Linked DNA regions of Homo sapiens: region 1 is linked to region 2. Evidence: chromatin loops called from intact Hi-C (ENCODE). Cell type or tissue: chondrocyte. All regions are shown on one strand. Each heading gives the region's core, and the rest is flanking DNA. Links, peaks and the distances in the headings are about the cores only. Region 1 holds the start of C1orf35 (chromosome 1 open reading frame 35). Region 2 holds the start of WNT9A (Wnt family member 9A).

Evidence for each region. A loop is a pair of places that touch in the nucleus more often than their neighbours do. Peaks named below come from ENCODE experiments on the same cell type or tissue, not always from the same donor. Only the 100,000 strongest peaks of a DNase experiment are listed, where the experiment ranks them.
Region 1: it touches region 2 in a loop (2.8-fold over the local background); 2 of 110 quality-filtered maps call a loop at or near these places.

Annotation. Positions count from the first base shown.
Region 1 is chr1:228,098,429-228,107,215 of GRCh38, reverse strand. It overlaps ARF1 (ARF GTPase 1), which reads right to left. Exons shown (of 5, transcript NM_001658.4): 5 at 8,004-8,787. C1orf35 (chromosome 1 open reading frame 35) reads left to right here and starts at 3,891. Exons shown (of 8, transcript NM_024319.4): 1 at 3,891-4,082; 2 at 4,167-4,317; 3 at 4,528-4,573; 4 at 4,656-4,738; 5 at 4,834-4,906; 6 at 5,051-5,136; 7 at 5,743-5,877; 8 at 5,962-6,485. The coding sequence starts at 3,989. The coding sequence ends at 6,085. MRPL55 (mitochondrial ribosomal protein L55) reads left to right here. Exons shown (of 5, transcript NM_181463.3): 5 at 298-531. The coding sequence ends at 456. RefSeq lists enhancers at 2,964-3,683, 3,684-4,404, 4,405-5,124, 5,125-5,845, 6,956-7,195 and 1 more and silencers at 4,127-4,396, 4,557-4,726, 4,977-5,056. In chondrocyte, for the core only: CTCF peaks have their summits at 4,545 and 4,746 (motif pointing right); DNase peaks (open chromatin) are centred at 855, 1,715, 3,820, 8,565 and 3 weaker places.
Region 2 is chr1:227,942,369-227,953,833 of GRCh38, reverse strand. WNT9A (Wnt family member 9A) reads left to right here and starts at 5,902. Exons shown (of 4, transcript NM_003395.4): 1 at 5,902-6,041. The coding sequence starts at 5,947. It overlaps LOC124904533 (a long non-coding RNA gene), which reads right to left and starts at 7,976. Exons shown (of 2, transcript XR_007066912.1): 1 at 7,407-7,976; 2 at 6,531-7,132. RefSeq lists silencers at 5,788-5,867, 6,971-7,080 and enhancers at 5,948-5,997, 10,802-11,465. In chondrocyte, for the core only: CTCF peaks have their summits at 5,507, 6,842, 7,048 (motif pointing right) and 11,373 (motif pointing right); DNase peaks (open chromatin) are centred at 6,963, 7,403, 8,463, 8,703 and 5 weaker places.

The DNA.
Region 1 (8,787 bases), core at 788-8,787, 160 kb before region 2:
AACTCCTGGGCTCAAGCGATCCTCTCACCTAGGCCTCCCAAAGCACTGGGATTACAGGTATGAGTGAGCCATCATGCCTGGCCTTGTGTGTTTTTAAAAACATCAAATCTGGGGAAAACACAGAACAATTTATTTTAAAGATTGAAAGCTTTGAAGGGAGAGACCAATAAGAATGTTTGAAAATTAAGCTAGCATAGGATGGAAGACGTAAGTTGAGAGGAAGGCCTTGGGCTGTCCCCCCAGTAGCTCTCAAGGTCCCTCGATCCACATGGACGAAACTTGGTCTGTCCCCTGCAGATGCCCATAGATCTGGACACCCTGTCTCCTGAGGAGCGCCGGGCCAGGCTGCGGAAGCGTGAGGCTCAGCTCCAGTCGAGGAAGGAGTACGAGCAGGAGCTCAGTGATGACTTGCATGTGGAGCGCTACCGACAGTTCTGGACCAGGACCAAGAAGTGACCGTGGCTCCAGCCACCCCGGGACATTGCTAAGATGGGAGGGCTGTTCTTAAATCACTCGTTCTTGAAGCTGCCACCTGGAGTCTGTGTCTGTCTCCCCACTTGGTGTGTGCCCCAGACTGGCAGCTCATCCCCTGAAAGGCATCAGCTCAAGCACAGAGAGAGCTCAGTGGACTAGCAGGGTGAGGGTTGGTGTAGATCAAACCTGTGGGTTTTGGACACTGCTCTGGGGCTGTGGTGCACGTGGACAACCATGTGGGCAGTACCCAACACCACCAAGCTCTAAGCTCTGCCCTCCCAGCCTCAGGGGCACCAAGGTGACTGCCCTTCTGACAGCACAGTGGCCCTCAGGTTGGTTCCTAGGAGGGGCTGGGTGTTCTGGGACTCAGGCATCAACCTTGGTGGGGCAGTCCTAGGACCATCTGGACCACAGCCTGCAGCTCCCTGCCCTGGCCCTGCATTCCCAGGCTGCCCCAGGGAAGGTCCTGCCCTGGGAGGGTCCCCAGAGGAGCAGCCAGCCCTGGTTGTCCTTGACTCTTAATGGGGTCTGCAGAGCACTGCAGTTACACACAGCCCAGGGAGATCCACGGACCCTGCTTCATCTGTCCAGAGGCTGATTTAACTCAGGACCAGCTCCAGCTAATGTGCAGGCACCTTCCACACGCACAACAACCCAGGTTTTGGACAGCTCAGGGCCCAGACTGCTTCCTGTCCCTGTCCTGGGATGTTACTGGGTCCCACCTGGCAGGCTGTCTCTCTGACACCTGGAGTGCCCGACAAAGACTTCTTGCAGTGGTGTTCTGGGATTGCCAGGGAGGTGTGGGAGTGTGTTCTGTCATGCCCCTGTGATGACAGTGCTTATAACTGAGGAGCCTGGGCAGTGTCCCCACCTTGCAGGCCCATCCCTTGCCCCTTAAGCTTGTTCCTGGCCCTCTGCTCATCCCGCTGGCCTTCAGCTCTGCTGAGAAGAGCCTGCAAGGGATGTCCTCTGGCCCTGCCCCTGTCCTTGTGACCGAGCAGTGCCTGACCTCACGTGGATGGGCTGTGTGGCTGCCTGGGACTCTGCCTTGCAGGGTTACTTCCTGAGCAGCCTCCCTGGAGCCCCCGTCTCTGAAGTTGTGGCTCAATCCCTGTGGCATATAGAGCCAGCTGCCCGGCCACTCTGTGCACTCACTTGGCCCCCCCCCTCCACTACCCAGCCTCCTCCCACTATAGTGGGTTCCCCTGGGATCTCCACTGCCCCTCCACTCCCTGACCGCCACCCTCCTGGGTCCAGCTTCGCTGCTGTCACAGAGGACACCACTGTGACCAGTGCCCCCAGCTGGGCCTCCACCCAGCAGGCACAGGCCATGCAACCTCCACCCTGGTGACCCCTCCTCCTGTGGCCTACGGCTTGTCAGGCTAATGGGCTCAAAACTGACCAGGTCTTCCCCACAAACCTGGTCCTCATGTTGACAGGTGGCTGCTTCATCCTCACAGTTGCCCAGACCAGAGCCTCAGAGCCGTCCTGGACTCCTGCCCAATGTCCACCTGGCCCTGCTATCCCCTCTCCACCACACCTGACATCCAGTCAGTGGTCAGACTCCACAGCTGGGCCCTGCCCACATGGCCCAAGTCCACCCTGGCCTGGCAAGCTGCAATGGCACCCAGGAGATGATGCCCTACACCCCAGGGAGCCTTCCTGGGAGTCGGCCAGTCACCTTCTGTGTGCCTGGCTGTGGCCTGCTGCTCTGCCCTCGCCATGCACCTGCTCCATGATGAAAGCTCATGCAGTGCCTCATGAGGGAGATGGCAGCCAGTACTTGCTAAGTAGATAGATGAGCCAGACGTGTGGCTGTCTGCCAGCCTGCTCTAACAGCCTGACCCATGGACTGGGTCACTAAGAAACAGAAATTTCCCACAGGACAGTAGACCTGTATTTCATCCAGTTCAACCTGTGGCTGGAATTGCCCCAAAAGTGGTGGCAGTAGAGTTCCCACAAGGGAGTGCCCCACACCATCCTGAGATGGGGCTGGTTAGGATTCTACAGATTGAGCATGCCAGGGTGATTCGCCCAGAGCATTTATTCGTGGGGCTTTTGTACAGAGTGGGCTGCAGCAGTTCTTGCAATAGGCAGTGAGAGAAATGAAGTTCTCTCTAGGTATGTCCGTGGGGGAGGGGGTTGGTGAATGGAATTTATATGAGGGTTTGAGGAATCTGGCTCAGGCTGAGTCCAGTTTCTTTCTGTGTTTTGAGCAACAACCTAGTTACTGTCATCTGTGCCTGGGAACGTTCATGGCTATGGCTCGGGTTCAAGTCTGCAGAGGAAATTATACAGTTGGCGAAGTCACAGAGTGGCCAAGGGACTCTGTTTCTCAGTCAGCACTGGGAATGAAAGTGGAAAGGGGAAGCAGGGGTACGTCACAACCTCCAAAATCAGGGTGCCCAGCACGCTGAGGTTCTGGTAAGGGGTTTCTTCCAGACTGCAGACTTCCTTCCCGCTGCCTTCACACAGTAGAAAGCTGCACAAAGCTCTTGGGGTCCCTTTTATGAAGGCTCTGTCCTCATGACCTAGTCACCTCCGAAGCACCAACGCCTTGGGGTGAGGATTTCACATGGGAGTTAGGGTGCACATTCAGTTTAACACGGCAGGGATAGGACCAGTGCTCTGAGGGTGTCTGGGTAGCTGCTGGTTCATCCAGAAGTTTACTGGGTAATACTCAGAAATTCCACAAATCATTAAGGTCATTACCTTGTTAAGCTCCCGATATGGAATCGCGACTAGCAGTGACCAATTGGCGGTGTTAACTAGGCGCATCTTGTGTGTTTTCTTTTTTCTTTTTTTATGAGACAGGGTCCGCTCACTCGTTCAGGTTGGAGTGCAGTGGCGCGAAGTCCTGGGTTCGAGATCCTCCCGCCTCAGCCTCAAAGCGTTGGGGCTACAGGGGCGCGCGCGCGCCTGGCCCATTTTAACTTCTTATTTTTGAGACAGTCTCGCTCTGTCGCCCAGGCGGGAGTGCAGTGGCGCGATCTCGGCTCACTGCAACCTCTGCCTCCCGGCTCAAGTGATTCTCCTGCTTCAGCCTCCTGAGTAGCTGGAATTACAGGTGTGCACCACCACACCCGGCTAATTTTTGTATTTGAGTAGAGACCGGGTTTCACCATGTTGGACAGGCTAGTCTCGAACTCCCGACCTCAAGCGATCCGCCCGCCTCGGCCTCCCAACTTGCTGGGATTACAGGCGAGAGCCACTCCGCCCGGCCCCGTTTTAACCATTTTTAAACTTCCAGTTCAGAGGCGTTCCCGCGCCCGGCAGGGTAGGCGCAGTGCGCAGGCGCCCAAAGCCGACGTGGAGGTGATGCGCGGGAGCACAGATCCGGGGCAGTGCGCTGCGCAGAGGCGCGCGGCGAAGCCGAGTGGGCGCGGGAGTGACGTCACGGCGCGCGACGCGGAGGCGGGGTCGGGCCTGGGTCCGACGGTAGTGGGTAGCGGGTCTCGGGTTGCGGGTTGCAGGTTGCAAGCCGCAGGCCCCAGGCAACTGCCTTCCCGGCGCCATGTTCGGCTCCAGTCGTGGAGGCGTGCGCGGCGGGCAGGACCAGTTCAACTGGGAGGACGTGAAGACTGACAAGCAGCGGGAGAACTACCTGGGTGGGTGCGCGCGGTGGGCGGGCTCCGGGCTCCGGGCTCCGGGATCCCGGGCGGGCGCTGGACTCACAGCGTCTACGTCCGCAGGCAACTCGCTGATGGCGCCGGTAGGCCGCTGGCAGAAGGGCCGCGACCTCACCTGGTACGCCAAGGGCCGGGCGCCATGCGCGGGCCCGAGCCGCGAGGAGGAACTGGCAGCCGTGCGGGAGGCGGAGCGCGAGGCGCTGCTGGCCGCCCTGTGAGTGTCCGCGGACGGCAGCGGTCGGTGCCTGGGACGGCGCTGCCGGGGCAGGGTGGGGCCGGGGCCGGGGACTGGGGGTCGGGCTGGGCGGGAGCGGGGCTGCGGGGACTCGCGCGGGCGGGACCCTGAGGACGAAGGCTGGAGTGGTGAGGACCTGTGGTGGGAGGAGGTCCGTCCGTCCTGACGCCTGCCCCGGCCCTCTCGCAGTGGCTACAAGAACGTGAAGAAGCAGCCCACGGGCCTGAGCAAGGAGGTAACTCCCCGGGGTGGGGGGCGCGTGGAGGGCCGTGGGTGTGGGGCCGACTCGAGCGCTCCCTGTGCTCTCGCACCTGCAGGACTTCGCGGAGGTCTGCAAGCGGGAAGGAGGCGACCCCGAGGAGAAGGGCGTGGACCGGCTGCTGGGGCTGGGGAGCGCAAGGTGCGGGCGGGTTTCCAGGGGAGGGCAGCACTGGGCTCGATTGCTCGGGTGAGGCGGACCCCTGCCGTACTGTCTTCATCGCCATGTCCCTGCAGTGGCTCCGTGGGCCGCGTGGCGATGTCCCGAGAGGACAAGGAGGCCGCCAAACTGGGGCTGTCTGTGTTCACGGTAATCCCCCGCCCCGCCTGACCGCAGCAGGGGCTAACAGGGGTGGGGCGGGGCGGGGGCACTGAACGGAGCTCCCCGGGGCGCTGCGGGGCGTGGTGTGGGGCCGGCCCGCAGACTCCTCCGCAGAGCTCGCTTCTCCCGCAGCATCACCGCGTAGAGAGCGGCGGGCCCGGGACCTCGGCAGCCTCGGCCAGGAGGAAGCCGCGGGCGGAGGATCAGACGGAAAGCAGGTGAGGCTGTGCCACCTGGGCTAGCTGTGCCCCGGGGTGGGGGGTCTCGGGAGGACCGGAGCGGCTCCCACTCGGGCAGGTGGCAGCTTCTCTTGGCGCACCGGCCCGGCGGGTGGCCTGCCCTACTTTACTTCCTGTCCCAGTTACTCCTAGGTTTTTCTCTAGGGGAGTTTCTCGGGTCACCCTTGAAGAGAGGTCCTAAGTACTGGCAGTGGTCGGGCGCTGTGCCGTGGGAGGGCACTCAGGACCTGGGGCGGGGCCTTTTCCTGCCGTGGGTGGCACCTCCAGGGCTTCTCCTGGATGGTGAGCCTGGGCCTGACCCTAAGAGTGGCCTGGTGGGTGCAGGTAGGAAGGTGTCAACCTGCCAAGGGCACGGCTGGGGTGGGGCAGGGGCGTGCTGTGGAGATGGGGATATTGCATCTGTTTCTAACCCACGTAGCCACTGGCCACGTGACTACGTAACTGAGGAGTGGAATTTGTAGTTTGATTTAACTGATTTAAAGACGCACTTGTGGGTGGTGGCTTCATCTGGATGGGGCCTGCTTGTGTTCACTCTCTTGGCTTGCAAGACTAGGGTCTGAGGCACACCTTGTATCCTCCTTGTAGTTGTGAGAGCCACAGGAAAAGCAAGAAGGAGAAGAAGAAAAAGAAAAAGAGGAAACACAAGAAAGAGAAGAAGAAGAAAGACAAAGAGCACAGGCGGCCAGCTGAGGCCACCTCCTCTCCCACATCTCCTGAGAGGTATGCCCTGGTCCATATCTGCCTCTTGGGGGTGGGGGCCTGGTTGACTCCTTCCGAGTGACTGACTGCCATTGGTCTCCCCAGGCCCAGGCACCACCACCATGACTCCGACTCCAACTCCCCCTGCTGTAAGAGGAGGAAGCGGGGACACAGTGGGGACAGGAGGAGCCCGTCTCGCAGGTGGCATGACAGAGGCTCTGAGGCCTGATGGCTGGACCCTGCTCACTGCTGTTGTGGGACCCTGAACCCTCCCTTCACCTTGCTTGCCTCCTGCCTCGGAAGCTCCTTGGGTGTGGGTGAAGCCCGAGGCTGCTCCTGTGGAAGTGGCTCTGGGCACCAGCCTGTGGGGCTAAAGACTTGACAGCTAGCTCTGGAGCAGCCGGCTTCCTGGAAAACCTCCAGGTTTCGCATACCAGGGATGGCCCCTGGCTTGGCCTGCGAAGGTGAACCTGCCCAGATTTATCAGTAGAGGCTGGACTCCCTCTGTGTCCTGCCCATGGTTGCAGCAGCCATGGGCCTATGAGCGGTCTAACTGTGGCCAAGTATGGTGACCTCTATTTTTCTTTATATTGACTCTTTGTATTTCAATAAATATATTTTAAAAGGAAGGTATATCAAATTGGAAGGTCAGTATCAGGGGTTAATGAGATCCCACTGGAACGTCGGAGCTGGGGTCTGTCTCCCAGGAGTCTGAGACCTGGTGATTTTTTTTTTTTTTGAGTTTCACTTTTGTTGCCCAGGCCGGAGTGCAATGGTGTGATCTCAGTTCACTGCAACCTCCGCCTCGCGGGTTCAAGCGATTTTCCTGTCTCAACCTGAGTTGCTGGGATTACAGGCGCTGCCACTACGCCAGGCTAATTTTTGTTATTTCTTAGTAGAGACGAGGTCTCACCGTGTTGGCCAGGCTGGTCTTGAACTCCTGACCTCAGGTGATTCGCCCGCCTTGGCCTCCCAAAGTGCTGGGATTACAGGTGTGAGCCCCGGTGCCCATCTGATTCTTAATGTCCTGGGGGAATGTAGTCCTCCCATGTGTGCCCAGAGCCCCCACCAAAACCCAGGGAGGGCTGAGGCCCTGGAAGCAGGTGCTCAGCTGGCAATGTGGGAACCTGGGGCAGGGAGCCCTATCCCTGCGACAGGTGAGGTCAAAGACTGCAGTCTGTGGAGGCACAGCCTCAATTGGGTGTGGGGGTTGGGGAGCTCCTCCAACTGCCTGCTACCCCAACCCTCAGCTCCGCTTCTCCAGAGGCAGTGGGCTGGGTGTCCCTTCTGCCTGACCCTAAGAAGGATCAGGGCTGTTCAGGATGTGTGCGGCCACCAGGCTGCATGGCATAAAGACAGATGGCACCTGGGCTGCATCACAGTTCAATGCAGCGTTGCAGTGTTGGGATCAGAGGCATGAGCTCCCTCACCTGGCCTGTTTCTGATTTCAAGGGAAGTTATGCAGACCTTCCTCAGGGCCCTGGCCAAGGTGTAGCTTGTGGCTTTGACCTCTGCCCTCACCCTCGGGTGGCTACTGGAGTAGAGACTGTGCTGTCTTGGGTGCTGTCAAGGGGGATGAAGGTTGGGCCACCTAGCCAGGGCAGCCCTCTCTTTTGGGACTCTGCCCAACAGAAGGCAGACCTTAGACCTGCTGATGGCCCCATCCCAGAAACAGGTACCCCCAGACTGGCAGCCCCCTGCTGCATGGCATCTTGAGGAGAGGTGGGGGCTGTGCCCACTCAGGCAGGGACCATTCCCTGGTTGGCACAAAGCCCTATGTATGCTAGCAGTGGCCCTGCCCCATAGCCAGCTATACAAAGTGGGGTTCAGCAGCAGGCCGATGGAGGGAAGGACGGAGGCTGAGGTCTTCCATGGTGCCTGCTGACCCCTGCCCTGTATGGCCCAGGTCTCATTGGCTGGGCCCGACAGGACTGCAAACGAGATCAAGGTCACTGTGGGCAACCATGCTGGAAGAGCCTCTCACACAGACACAGAGAAGTGCCTGCACACTCAGGAGGGAACATGGGGAGGGTGTGGACTGAGGTGGCGGCCCTAGGCAGTCACCTGTACTTCCTAGAGTAAAGCTGGCTGATGCACCCACCATCTCCTGGGGGCAGCATGCCTGTGTGGAAGCACTGGAGAGCCGGTGAAATAGTTAAGAGATTTTATTCTAATAGCTATAATTACAGTGCTTGTTTGTCGAAATGAAAACTGAAAACAAGTATACAAAACAGTTGATTACTAATCGTGTATTGAAAGCAGTAAGAGGTTCCACGACACCAAATAGACCAGTTCTGAGGTTTCCCCAAGATAAATTTAACAGCTCCAGCTTCAGTGTTTATCAAAATACAAAAGAAAAAAGTAGAGGTTGTCTTTTTCGATGGCAAATCGGACCCTTGCAGGCTGAGGGAGAGAAAGCTACATCACACACAGAGGTGGGGTGCTCCCGAGGGGCTGTGGGTCTAGGTGGACCGCCTGCCCGGCTTGCACGCGCTCCTGCTGGTGAGGCCCCAGACATCCTGCCAAAGTGTCTGAGCGAGCACGAGTGTTGGGGACGACGGACCCACTCTGGCCACACGGCGACCGAGGGACAGATGGGGCCCTGCGTCCCATAGGCTGCCTGAAGGTGGGTAGGGCGGCCTGCGGCATAGTGGGGTGGCTGTGGGCTCCCAGCCTGGCCCCTGGGAACCGTGGGAGCACAGGGACAAGCACATGGCTATGGAATGCAGGGTGACCCAAGGACAAGCGAGTTGCGGGGATCTCTACTGTGACCATGCAGAATTGATCGCAGTCTGCTGCGCCACCACCACCTCATGTTCCCGAGGGGAACAGCTGGGCTGGCGACTGGCATCCAGGCCGTAACTGCAAATCTATGCTAGGCGGGGTCTCCCTTCTGTGTGTTCAAGTGTTCTCGACTTGGATTCTTAACTA
Region 2 (11,465 bases), core at 3,466-11,465:
TGGGTGGGTTGCTTCTGCTTGAGCTCTTTGTCCAGCTCCATTTCAGATGACTCATGAGTGGTTTTTGCCCTCTCCCCTAGGGACACCCCCTGCCTGGCGTCATAAACCTTCCCAAGGAGGCAACATTTCCTGATAAGCAGCCTCTCGCCCCACTCCTCCAAGACCACCCAAGAGATTGGCCCCCCCTCCCTGGGTGGTGCCAACAGCCGCCCCGTCCTGGGCCTCCCCACGGCCTCTTGAGCTCAGAGCAGTGGTGTGCAGCTCCCTGGAACCCCATCCTCATGTACTCTGTTAGCTGGGCCAGGTCCAGAGAGGGGCACATCTGCTGGGGAAGAGGCCTCCCCCTGCTCTCCGAGGCCTTGGTGGGCATGGTGGCGGGGGGCGCCTTTGCCCAGTAGGACGTCCTGGCAGCGCCTACACTGTGGCAGCTCAGGCAGCCCTGCTGCACACCCCTCCTGCAAGGGTTTAATCAGGGGCTTGTGGCTGTGGGCATTCCTGTTCTCTGTCCTCCCTGCCCCAAGGGAAAGGATCCCTTTCTCTCACTGGTTCATGCTGTCTCTCTGTCTCTTTCTCACATGCTCTTATTCTGTTTCTCATTTTCTATCTCATTCATTTATTATCTTTCCCTCTCCATCTCTTTTTGTCTCTCATTCTCTGTCTTCGTATCTCTCTCCATCTGTCTCTTTTGTCTCCCTCTCATTCTCTCTCTTCATCTTTCATTAATTCCGTGTCTTTCATTCATTGTCTCTCCGTCTCTGTCTCTCATTCTCTTTCTTTCCCTATCTTCATCTCTGTCTCTCTTCCCATCTCTGTCTCTCTCTCTGACTCTGGCCCAGGGAGCATGAGACTGAGGAGGTTGGATCACTGGACTGGAGAGGTGGAGATAGGAACTAGCAGGATCCTCACCCAGCCCAGTTGCTGTGCGCAGCCAGGGACAGTGGGGCAGGAGTGGCCCTGGGGCGGAGGCGTCGCTCAGTTTCCCAAGGGTCCCGCCTCGTGAGCTTTCTGGCAAGGCCTAGGGTAACAAGCACTTATTTCTGCCCAGCCACATGGTGACTTGAGTGGATCGAAGGATGTTAGAGCTGCTTCTGTTTGGTGGGGGCACCCTGGCTTTCGAGAAGGGCCCACCGTTGGGGGTGTGTGAGCCCAGAGCCCTCCAAGCTCCTCACAACCCACACCACTTCCCTGAGGAATCCAGACTGGGCCTGGAAGGGGAGTCGGGATGAGCCTGGCCTCGGGGGGTGGCTGCCTTTGCCCAGCAGGGTGTCCCAGCAGCGCCCAGACACCACGGCAGCTCAGGCAGCCCCTGTACATGCTGTCTTGTGTGGGCATAGTCAGGGTCTGCGGCTGTGGGGGATTCAGCACTTCACAGGGCAGGGGTCTGCACGAAGACGGATGTTTGCAAGAGCGCCTGGACGTGATGAGCATTCACAGGCAGCTTACTTTTGGGTTTTCTCTCTATGTGGTAAGGCTCCTTCCTGAGCCCACGCCTCCTCCCTGGCGCTGACACAACCTGTCAGGGTTGTGCCTTCCCCACCCCTTGGAAAGCATGTTGAACCCTAGTTGCGGGTAGGGCAGGGAAAACCCAGCCTGGCCTTAAACACTTCTTGCAATCCCTTGGGGCTTCTGCCAGGGGCCCAGCGCATCCATTATAATTACACATCTGGAGCTGGGGAAACCACCACAGGAGGGGCTCCAGGAGCTGTGGGACCAACTGGGAGTTGACTGAGCTACAATTCCATGGGTTCCAGGACCTCCACAAGCCCCTACTGTGCCTGGGGCCACTGCGACCTGCTGGTTCTCCTGGAATCAATGTCGGTGCAGGGCTGTGTCCAGCTATCCCTGAAAGGTCTGATTATCTCTTCTCCCCACTGCATGGTCACCCTGGTAAAAGGCCAGAAGTGCCTTTGGGGAAGGCTGGGAGAAAGGTAAGAACAGTAAGTTTTTGGTAGTGCAGCGGGTCCCCCTCAAGGGGGCCCAGTCCCCTCCATCCAGCGGGTTCTGGGTCTGCAAACTGGCTCAAATTTGGGACTTGACTGAGGAGCTTGGACTTTTTTTTTTTTTTTTCCCAGACAGAGTCTCACTCTGTTGCCCAGGCTGAAGTGCAGTGGTGCGATCATAGCTCAGTGCAGCCTTGAACTCCTGGGTTCAAGCAATCCTCCTTCCCCAGCCTCCTGAGTAGCTGAGACTACAGGCACACACCATGATGGCCAGCTAACTTATTTATTTATTTATTTATTTATATTTTTAGTAGAGACGGGGTTTCGCCATGTTGGCCAGGCTGGTCTTGAACTCCTGGCCTCAAGTGATTCGCCTGCTTTGGCCTCCCAAATTGCTGGGATTACAGGTGTGAGCCACTGTGCCTGGCCCAGCTAATTTGCTAATCTGTTTTTCTTATTTTCTCTTCTTTGTTTTTTTTTAGATGGAGTTTTGCTCTTGTTGCCCAGGCTGGAGTGCAATGGCACGATCTCGGCTCACTGCAACCTCCGCCCCCTGGGTTCAAGTGATTCCCCTGTCTCAGCCTCGTGAGTAGCTAGGATTACAGGCACCCACCACCAAGCCTGTCTAATGTCTTTTGTATTTTTAGTAGAGACAGGGTTTCACCATGTTGGTCAGCCCAGACTTGAACTCCTGACCTCAGGTGATCCCCCAACCTCAGCCTCCCAAAGTGCTGGGATTACGGGCATGAGCCACCACGCCTGGCCCGCTTATTTGTTTGTTTGTTTTTTTTAATAGACACAGGGTCTTGCAATGTGTCTATAGCTGGTCTCAAACCCTGGGCCTCAAATGAACCTCCAGCCTTGGCCTCCCAAAGTGCTGGGAGTAGAGGGGTAAGCCACCACACCTGGCCTGTTTTTGACTGGAGGTGGATTTCTGTTCACCTGACTGTGGGCCCAGTGATGGCTTGTCCTGCCTACCTGGACAAGCCATCCCTTACCTGGAGAGCTTCTTAGGCCTGGGAGGCCGTGGGGAGTTGTGGGGTACAATGCACTTTCCAGCCAGAGAACCGCCAGCCCCAGCTTCTCCAACAGAAACATAGGGGCCAGACTGCATTATGGCAGATGAGAATAAAAAAGCCCACACTTCCTGGGAAACGTCTCCACCTCACACTGTGCCCAAGGTTGTCTGGATATGGCTTGAGAGAAGCAGGAGGTGGGGGCAGGTGAATGCTGCCCTCTGGGAAGGGACACTAGCGGCTGTGGCTGAGGCAGCAGGTAGGCCACGGTGGGCGAGGGCAGCCAGACGTGAAAGGGAGTTAGAGCCTGGGACATTCGTGGGAGGGGGTGTGATTCTCCCTGGGTCCAGGTAGGCTGAGGGGACTGCCTCTATCTGCCGCCATCATCCTAGGTGCAGGGAGGTAAGAGCTGGGCCAGCCCTGCCAGACCTCAGGTGTATCTCTGATATTACCCTGCCTGGGGCACTGGGTCCTACCAACCACATGCCCTGGGCTCCTGGGCATTCTGATAGGCTCCTGGCTGGAGCTGGGCCAGGGCTTCAAGTGGGGGTCTGGTGGGGCCACTCAGGGCTGGCCTGCCACTCCCACCACCACCAAAAGCTGCCATGAGCTGATGGCCTCCCTTCTCTGGCGAAACAGCAGGGTCCTTCCCGAGTTCATGGATGTCGGATCATCCTTCTCAGCACCCTCTTGCACCAAATGTGGTCCTGAGAGTCCAGGACTGGGACTAGAGCCCCCTGCCCCTCAGCCGGCCAGGCAGCTGCCTCCTTCCTTGGGGACCACTAAGCTGCTGCTGGGAGAGTGCTTCACCCCCAGTGGAAGGGAGCTCTGTGATGCCGGAGGCGCTTGTGATGCACATTTACAATCTCACACGTCTTCTTGGAGGCAGCCTCCATGCCTTTAAGCATGCCATCATTGCAGGGGGGTGTGTGGGGGGTGGGGAGGGTCTCCCGTCCTGTCTGCTTCCCTCTGCTGCCTCTCACTTCCTGGTGCTGGAGCCAGACTTTGGGGGCTCACTGGAGCCCATGGCCGTGGGGCGGGTGGGCCTCCCACTGGGGTCGCTGCAGCCTGGGTGGGCTGGGCTGCCGTCTGCACTCCCTCTGCTGAGTCAGCCCCATTTCAAGGGAGGTGGCCCAGCCCCCTGAGCAAAAGAGGACAAACAAGTGCCCTCTCCCCACAGGAGGGGGGTCCTATGGATGGGGAAGGATGTGAGACCAGTCACACCTAGTGGAAAAGCAGAACCAGGGGCCAGGGCTCCCACACAGGACATCATGCCTTGGAGAAAAGCCACCACTCGCTGGAGTTGGATGGGTCTCAGATGGGGAAACCGAGGCCCCGAGAGGGAGTGACTGCTCAGGCCCGGTCTCCTCCCTTCCCCACCCTTGCTTTGCCCCACATGCACCTGAAGCTCACCTGGCAAACTGGCCATCAGACACTCAGAAAGGGTATGCTCACAGGGGTGACCCACATGGCCAGGCTTTCCCAGGGAAGCAGGGCCGGGAGCCCTAGGGGTGGCGAGGTTGGCTCAGATCCTCGTGGGGGCCATTTTCTGCTGCTCCTATCTTCTTTGTTTTTCCTCTGAGGACCCTCATATTCGCCTCTGTCACTGCCACTGGCGGGATTTCACAGCCTTCCGGGGGCATGTGCTCCGCCCCCCAGGTTCTGCGGTCACTGTGCCAGAATCAGTCCCTGCAGGCACAGAGGGCACTGCCTAGAGACCTGGCACCGCAGCCCAGGTCTCTGAGGCCCCTGCAGCACGTGGCTGGGCAGGCTCGCTGGCCCTGTGTCCTCAGCCTTGGCAGCCTAGCCCGTGTTGGAGGCACCATCCTGCACTGACCAGGGTCTGCAGGTGGCAGGCATGCCACCGCCAGCCTGGACCCCAAGCCCTGTTCTTGTGTCCCTTGTTGCATGGCACAGAGGCCCCATCCAGGGAACTTATAAGCCTTCTCCTGGATGCCACCCCCAGGTCTGTCTGGAATGTGTGCACCTGTATCCTAATGCCAGCTCTGGGTCCTCTGACACCATTCTGCTTCAGAAGCAGCTCCGAATCCGTATCGCAGAGGGGACGAGTCCCCGGGCTGTGACTGAGCGCTTCCAGCTGCCTGGGTGTGCACCTTCCATCCCAGGAGTCCTCTTTCTCCCCGTCCCGGCCAGGACACAGGCTCTGAGAAGGGCGTTGCCCGATGGCTGGTGTTTCATTGACTTAGCCGCTAGCTCCACTCCCACAATTTAAGAATGGGGAGACCATCAGGACCCCAAAAGGTAGAGCTACTCACCTCACAGCCCCAGCAGGCTACGTCGCTTCATTCCCAGGCCGAAAGCGGCCACAGTCCCTGCCAGAAAGGAGCGATTCTCTGGCCCCGCTCCTTGAGGGGGTCAGCATGCGCAAGAGGCGCAGGCATCACCGGCTGGCCCGACTCCTCCTCACCAAGCTTCCCCCGGAGCAGCCGCGCAGCGCCCAGCTCGGGGCAGACGGCTGGGTCCTCTGTGGAACCATCCCCGACCGTCCCGGCCTGGAGCCCCGCCGGCGGCTAGCCCGGCGGCCAACGCCTCCCCTCCCCTCCCCCTCAATCCCGCCCCGGGGGCCGCCCCAAGCTCCCACTGCAGCGCCCCCAACGCTCTACCCGCTTCCCGATGCCCGCCTCCGGCCCCCCAATGCCGTCCCGCCGTGGTCGCCCCGGGTTCTCGCACGCCCCGCCCTCGGTTCCCACCGCTCTCCGCCTCCCCTTCCTCCATCCCCGCCGGGCAGGGCGCGCCCGAGACCCGCGCCGGGAGCGGCGGCCGGGGCCCCGAGTGGCCGGGAGGGGCTGGCGGGCTGGCGCGCGCGGCTCGGGTTTCGGCCCGCCCCCGGCGCCGGCGTGATCCCCTCCCGGGCGCGGGGCGGGGCCGGGCCCAGCTGGCCGCGCTCCGGGCGCTATAAGAGGGCGGCGGCCGCGGCGCGCCCTGCGCGGAGCTGGGAGCGCGATGGTCGGCCGCCGAGGCGCGGCAAGATGCTGGATGGGTCCCCGCTGGCGCGCTGGCTGGCCGCGGCCTTCGGGCTGACGCTGCTGCTCGCCGCGCTGCGCCCTTCGGCCGCCTACTTCGGGTAGGTGCCTTCGGCGGCCGGCGCGCACTGGTGGGCGGGGGCGGCGGGGCCGGGGCGGGGTCGTCCGGAGTCCCCGAGGCACCCGGGGTGGCTGGGGCCGGGGCGCGGCGGGGCCGCCGGGTTGCCTGGCGCTGTTTGTTTGCGGCGCGCGCGTCGCTCCGTCCGCTGCGCGGCACGGCTAGAGAGGCGGGTGGACCCGTCCGGCTTGCGCCGGGCCGCGGTCCTCCGTGACCGCAGAGTCGTCGTCGTCGTAGTCGCCGCCGTGAGCAGGACTGCCTCGCGCTTAGGGACTGGGATCAGGTCCCGACTTCCTTGGGCCGCCGTGTCCTTGCCAAAAGGCTGGAGCCTGAGTCCTCAGCCCCTGGCCATCGCCCACCTAGCAGCTTCCCCCCCTTTCTCTTCTCGAGAAGTTAATTTAACAATAACAAAAATACGTACAAAATCCAGATGTTCCTCGCGCTGAGCCCCAAACGGAGAGAGAGAGAGAAAGAGAGAAATCCTCCAAGCTGGAGGAATTTATTTTTCTTGCGCTTTGCTTCTGACTCTGTGGCCCGGGCCCCGGCCCGCGGGAGCGCGTCCATGGAACCTGGCCGGGAGCGCAGGGCCCGGCCGGGGCGTCCCGCGGTGTCATTGCCCGTGCTCACGTGTCTCTGCAGCAGCGCTTTGCCGGGCTGTCGGCGCGTCTCTCTCTTCCTTTCTTTCCCTTCCTTCTTCCCTCCCCCTCTCTGAGGTCTGGGATGCCCAGTCCTGCGACCTTTACAGGGACCCTCGCTGCGCTTTGGGCGCGCTGAGGTGCAGGGTGGCGCCGTGCGAGGCAGCGCCCCGGGCCTCCCCGCCACCCTCCAGCCTCCTACCCCGAGCGCCGCCGCTGGGAGCCCTGGCTGGCCTTCGGATCCCAGCCCCCGACCTGGACGCCCTGGGCCGCTCCCTCAGCCGGGCCGCCGCCCTCCGCCGGTCACCTGTTCCCGGCCCTCTGGCCTGAGCGCCAGCGCGCGGCGGGCTGGCCGGCAGAGGGCCCCGTTGGTCCAGGAATCTGGCACCCGCCCGGGCAGGGAGAGGCCGCCTGGGCCGAGGAGCCCTGCAGGTGTATCCTGTTCTCAAAGAAAATAAAATATTTTCATGGGAAACTTTCCCTTTGTGTTTTTCTTTCTCTCCCTTTCTTCTCTCTGTTCCTTTCTTCTGGGTCGTCTTCCAGGGTCAGCCCGGTGTCTCAGTTCCCTGGGGCCCCCACCCGCAGCCCTCTCCTGGCTCCAACTGTGGGTACGGCCCTGGGCCTGGGCTGGCACGCCACTGCACGCCATCTGTGCAACCCGTAGCCTCACCCGGGAGGGCAGGAGGGAGGGCCACAGGTCCGCGGTGACTCACCGTGGCCTTGTCAGCCAGCTGTGCTTCCCTGCTCTCCGGCCCAGCGGAGGCTCTGCTTCTTGGGCTGGGGACACACCCTGGGCTTGTCCAGGCTGCAGCGGCTTTGTCCCTGCTGTGATCCGATTCCTGGAGACGGGGTGGCGCTGGGTCTTGGCCTCTCCTTCTCTGACCTATCTCTGGGCTTTGTGCCCTAGAGAAGGTCAAGGGGCTCTGCTGCTTTGTGTGCGTGTGTTTCAGCTCTCTTGCAGACAGTAAGTCCAGGCTGGTGCCAGGCGCATAGCAAGGACTTAAGTGCTGTTGTGGCTTCTCTGGCCAGGCCCCCTTGGCCCTGCTTCTTGGCTCCAAAGGACCCATCAAGGGAGAATTCCTGAGTCCTGTCTGAGGGCAGCTCTCCATGTAGCTGCCCTGTGGGAAGTCCAGAGGGCAAGTGTGCTGCCTTTGGGGACAGCTGGCATTGCAGAGGGCAGCTAGGACTCTGTTTGACTGATGGAGAATGAGCACCTTCCTGAACCAGGGGCTGGGGGGGCATCCTGGGTCAGGGCAGGCCAGGTTCCATCTGGGCTGCTGGAGGCCTTGGGCCCCCTGTAAGTCAGTTCCCAAGGTTGGGCTGGGGAGGGGAAGCAGGGCACAAAGGGCTCCAGGCTGGGTTGTGCGGAGGCCTCTCCTGCTGTGGCTCCTGGCCCAGCAAAGGCAGGGGGTGGCCCAGGGCATTAAAGGCCAGGCGGGGCTGGAGCTGGAGGGGGGCTGGGGTGGCCCTTCCCAGCTCCAGTCCAGGAAGCAGGGAGAAGGGGCTGGGATCTAGGGCCGTTTTCTCCCTTCCCCCTCTCAAAAGCTCTGCCTGGCACGGAGTCTCCCAGGCAGGAACACGGCTCCAGTTACAGCCCAGGAACCCGGAGAGGAGAGGCTGGCCTGGGGGAGGGTCACGTGGACCCACGGGAGCCCTCCCTGCCTGCTCCCTGAGCTGCAACCCAACCCTGGCTGGCGCCCGCTGCCCTCCTAGAGGCCTCTGGCCACCAGGCTGGACCCCCTGTGGGGAAGAGGCTCCCCTTGGCCTGGCCCTGCACCTTGGCCTGGCTAGCAGGTGGCATCTCCATCTGGTTCTCCCATGGCTATGTCCATGTGCCTCCTCGCTGGCCTGGCCCCAAGCCCTTCTAGACAGAGGGGTAAGCAGGGAGGCCAGCCCGAGGTCATAGGGAGGGCTTGGGGTACAGACTCAGACCCTCTCCCCAAGGTTATAGCAAGAGGGTGGGCCTGGTGGTGGTCTGAGGACATGGTTTGTCCTCCATTGGGAGGCCCCTCTCGCTTCGCCCTTGCTGGGTTGTGGTTTCAGCTGAGATGGTAGATCCGGATTAGACGCCGGGGCTGCTTCTCTCCTGGGCCCAGACCCTCTGGATGTGGAGTCAGGGCTGGGCCTGGGTCTGGGGGCTGTTCCTGCCCAGCGGGGCTTGGACCCCCACCCCTGGCTGCTAGGCTGCCTGGCTCCCTGGCACCTTGCAGCCCTTTCCTTAGGGGTCCTGGGCTGGCTCGGGATGAGGTCTGAGGCTTCCCACTGGAGTTCTTTTTTAAAGACCCTGAGGCTGTTTTGTGGTGGTGGCCCTTGCAGTTTACATCACTCAGGAAACATTTGCAGGTTACTTTGCGGGGGCACGATGGTGGGAGGCCAGGCCCTGCCAATTTGCCCCCTTCTCTGGGCCTCAGTAGCCTGGAGGCCTGCCTGGAAGAGGCATAACCAAGGCTGGCACTGAGGGATTGTTGAGGTGCCCCCGGCTGTGGCCCCAGAGCCAGCCATCGGGGCTGGAAAGGTGCTTGGAACTGGTCCAGAAGCCAGGCTGGAGGGAGTGACCACTGTGAATTGGGGGCCTGGTGGGCCTCAGGGCTGGCTGAGGCTTTTTGTTATTGGCCGTAACTCACGTCCTGTAAAATCCACTCTTTTAATGTATACAGCCCCGTGATTTTGAGTACCTCATTTGCCAGGCCATGCAGCTCTCACCACTGTTTAATTCCAGAACATTTTCCTCACCCCAGAAACCTCATACGCATTAGGCAGTCGCTGCCCGTTCCCCTCCCCCAGTCCCTGGCAACCACTTGTCTGCGTTCTTTCTCCACGGGTCTGCCTGTCCTGGACGTTTCCTAGAAATGGAATCCTATGCCGTGTGGCCTCCGCGCCTGGCTTCTCTCACTCAGCATCACCGTTGTAGCACGCGTTAGTATTGCCTTCTTTCTTATGACTGAGTTAGACTCGACTGGAAGACTCTCCGAGAGATTTTTTGACCGTTCATCAGTTGACGGACATCTGGATCACTTCCACTGTTTGGCTATGATGGATAATGTTGCTGTGAGCATTGGTATGTGAGGTTTTGTGTGTGTGTGTGTGTTTTCAGTTCTTGGGGTACATAGAAGTGGAGGTACTGGGTCACATGCATGTGATGTTTTTGTTTTGTTTTATTGAGACAGAGTCTTGCTCTGTCACCCGGGCTAGAGTGCAGCGATGTGATGAAGGCTCATTGCTGCCTCCACCTCAGAGGCTCAACCGTCCTCCCACCTCAGCATCCCAAGTAGCTGGGACCACAGGCACAAGCCACTAATCCTGGCTAATTTTTTTAAATTTTATTTTTTGTAGAGATGGGGTTTTACCATGCTGTCCAGGCTGATTTTGAACTCCTGGGCTCAAGGGATCTCCCACGTCAGCCTCGCAAAGTGCTGGGGTTACAGGCGTGAGCCCTTGCTCCCCGCCTGCATTTAGGTTTTTGAGGCCCTGCCAAACCCTTCTGGATGCAGCATCTTACATTTCTGCCGGCAGTGCAGAAAGGCTCCTTTCTCCACTTCCTCGCTGACACTGGTTTTCTGTTTTATTTTCTACCGCAGCCATCCTAGTGGGTGTGGAATGGCACCTTGTGGGGCTCTGACTGCATTTGTCAGGTGGCCAGTGGCGCTGAGCATCTTTTCGTGGCCTCATGGGCCATGGGTCTTCTTTGGAGAATGTCCATGCAGCTCCTTTGCCTGTTTTTAGTGGGGCTGCTTGTCTTTCTCCTGTTGAGTTTATGAGAGCTCTTTATATATTTGGATTTCTCCTTGGACTGAGAAGAACCTTGTCTCTAGACCTGTGAGCCTGTGGGCGCTCTTACCCCTGCACAAGGAGCCAGCGACACCCTGGCAGCCCCACTGGGTGGGTGGGGGCAGCCAGGACATCCCCCGTTGCCTAGAGCCTGGTGTGGGGCAGTTCTGGGTGCTCAGGGGACTCTCAAGAGGAGGCTGCGGAGAGGCTGCTGTCATGGGCGTGGGGAGGGGATGTGTTTCTCACATTAGTGCCAACATCAGACCCCGCAGGGTCCAAGAGGGAGGCTGCTGGCTGTGGGCAGGACATACCCTGCCTGGTCCCATGGCTCTGCCTCTCTGTGCATCAGGCCTGGGGCACAGCTGGCTGCCTGGATGAGGGGCACCTGTGGGTCCCTGGCAGGGCCGGAGAAGGAGGGGTGGGCCTGAGGTGTGGAATCATGGGGCTGTGTGCTGGGCAAGAGAAGCCTGGGAAGGAGCTGGCAAGAAGGCGGCATCTGGGGTGACCCCATGGCTGGGGCCTGGGTCGGGTGCTCTGAGCACTGTGGGCCGGGGGGTTTGGGAGCAGCTGAGAGCTCAGGCTTAGGTTTGGGCAGGCACTGTCCTGGAGACCCACCCCCTCCAACAACTTAGGACACCCCAGGAAGCATGTGGGGCCTGGCATCAGGAAGAAAGGCCACACAGAGTGCTCTGGAGGGCCAGAAGGGCAGGGAGGAAAGGGGCCAGGGAGCTGCCTTGTTTCGAGAGATCGTGGAAGTGGCTCAGTGGGGCAGACCTCAGCAGAGGGCTGAGAGGAGGGGCCCTGGGGGCCAGGGGACTCCCTGGGGACTTCTTAGCATGGAGAGGAGAGGACAGGGCCAGTGGAAAGTCGGGGCATTTCTCCAGGACTCCTGGACTGGGACCCCGTGGCCAGTAGAGGGACCCAGGTGCTTGGCTTCCCTGACAGTGGGGCCGTAAGTGGGAGGGTCTGGAGTGTCAGCCTGATGGCCCCTGCAGGCGCTGGTG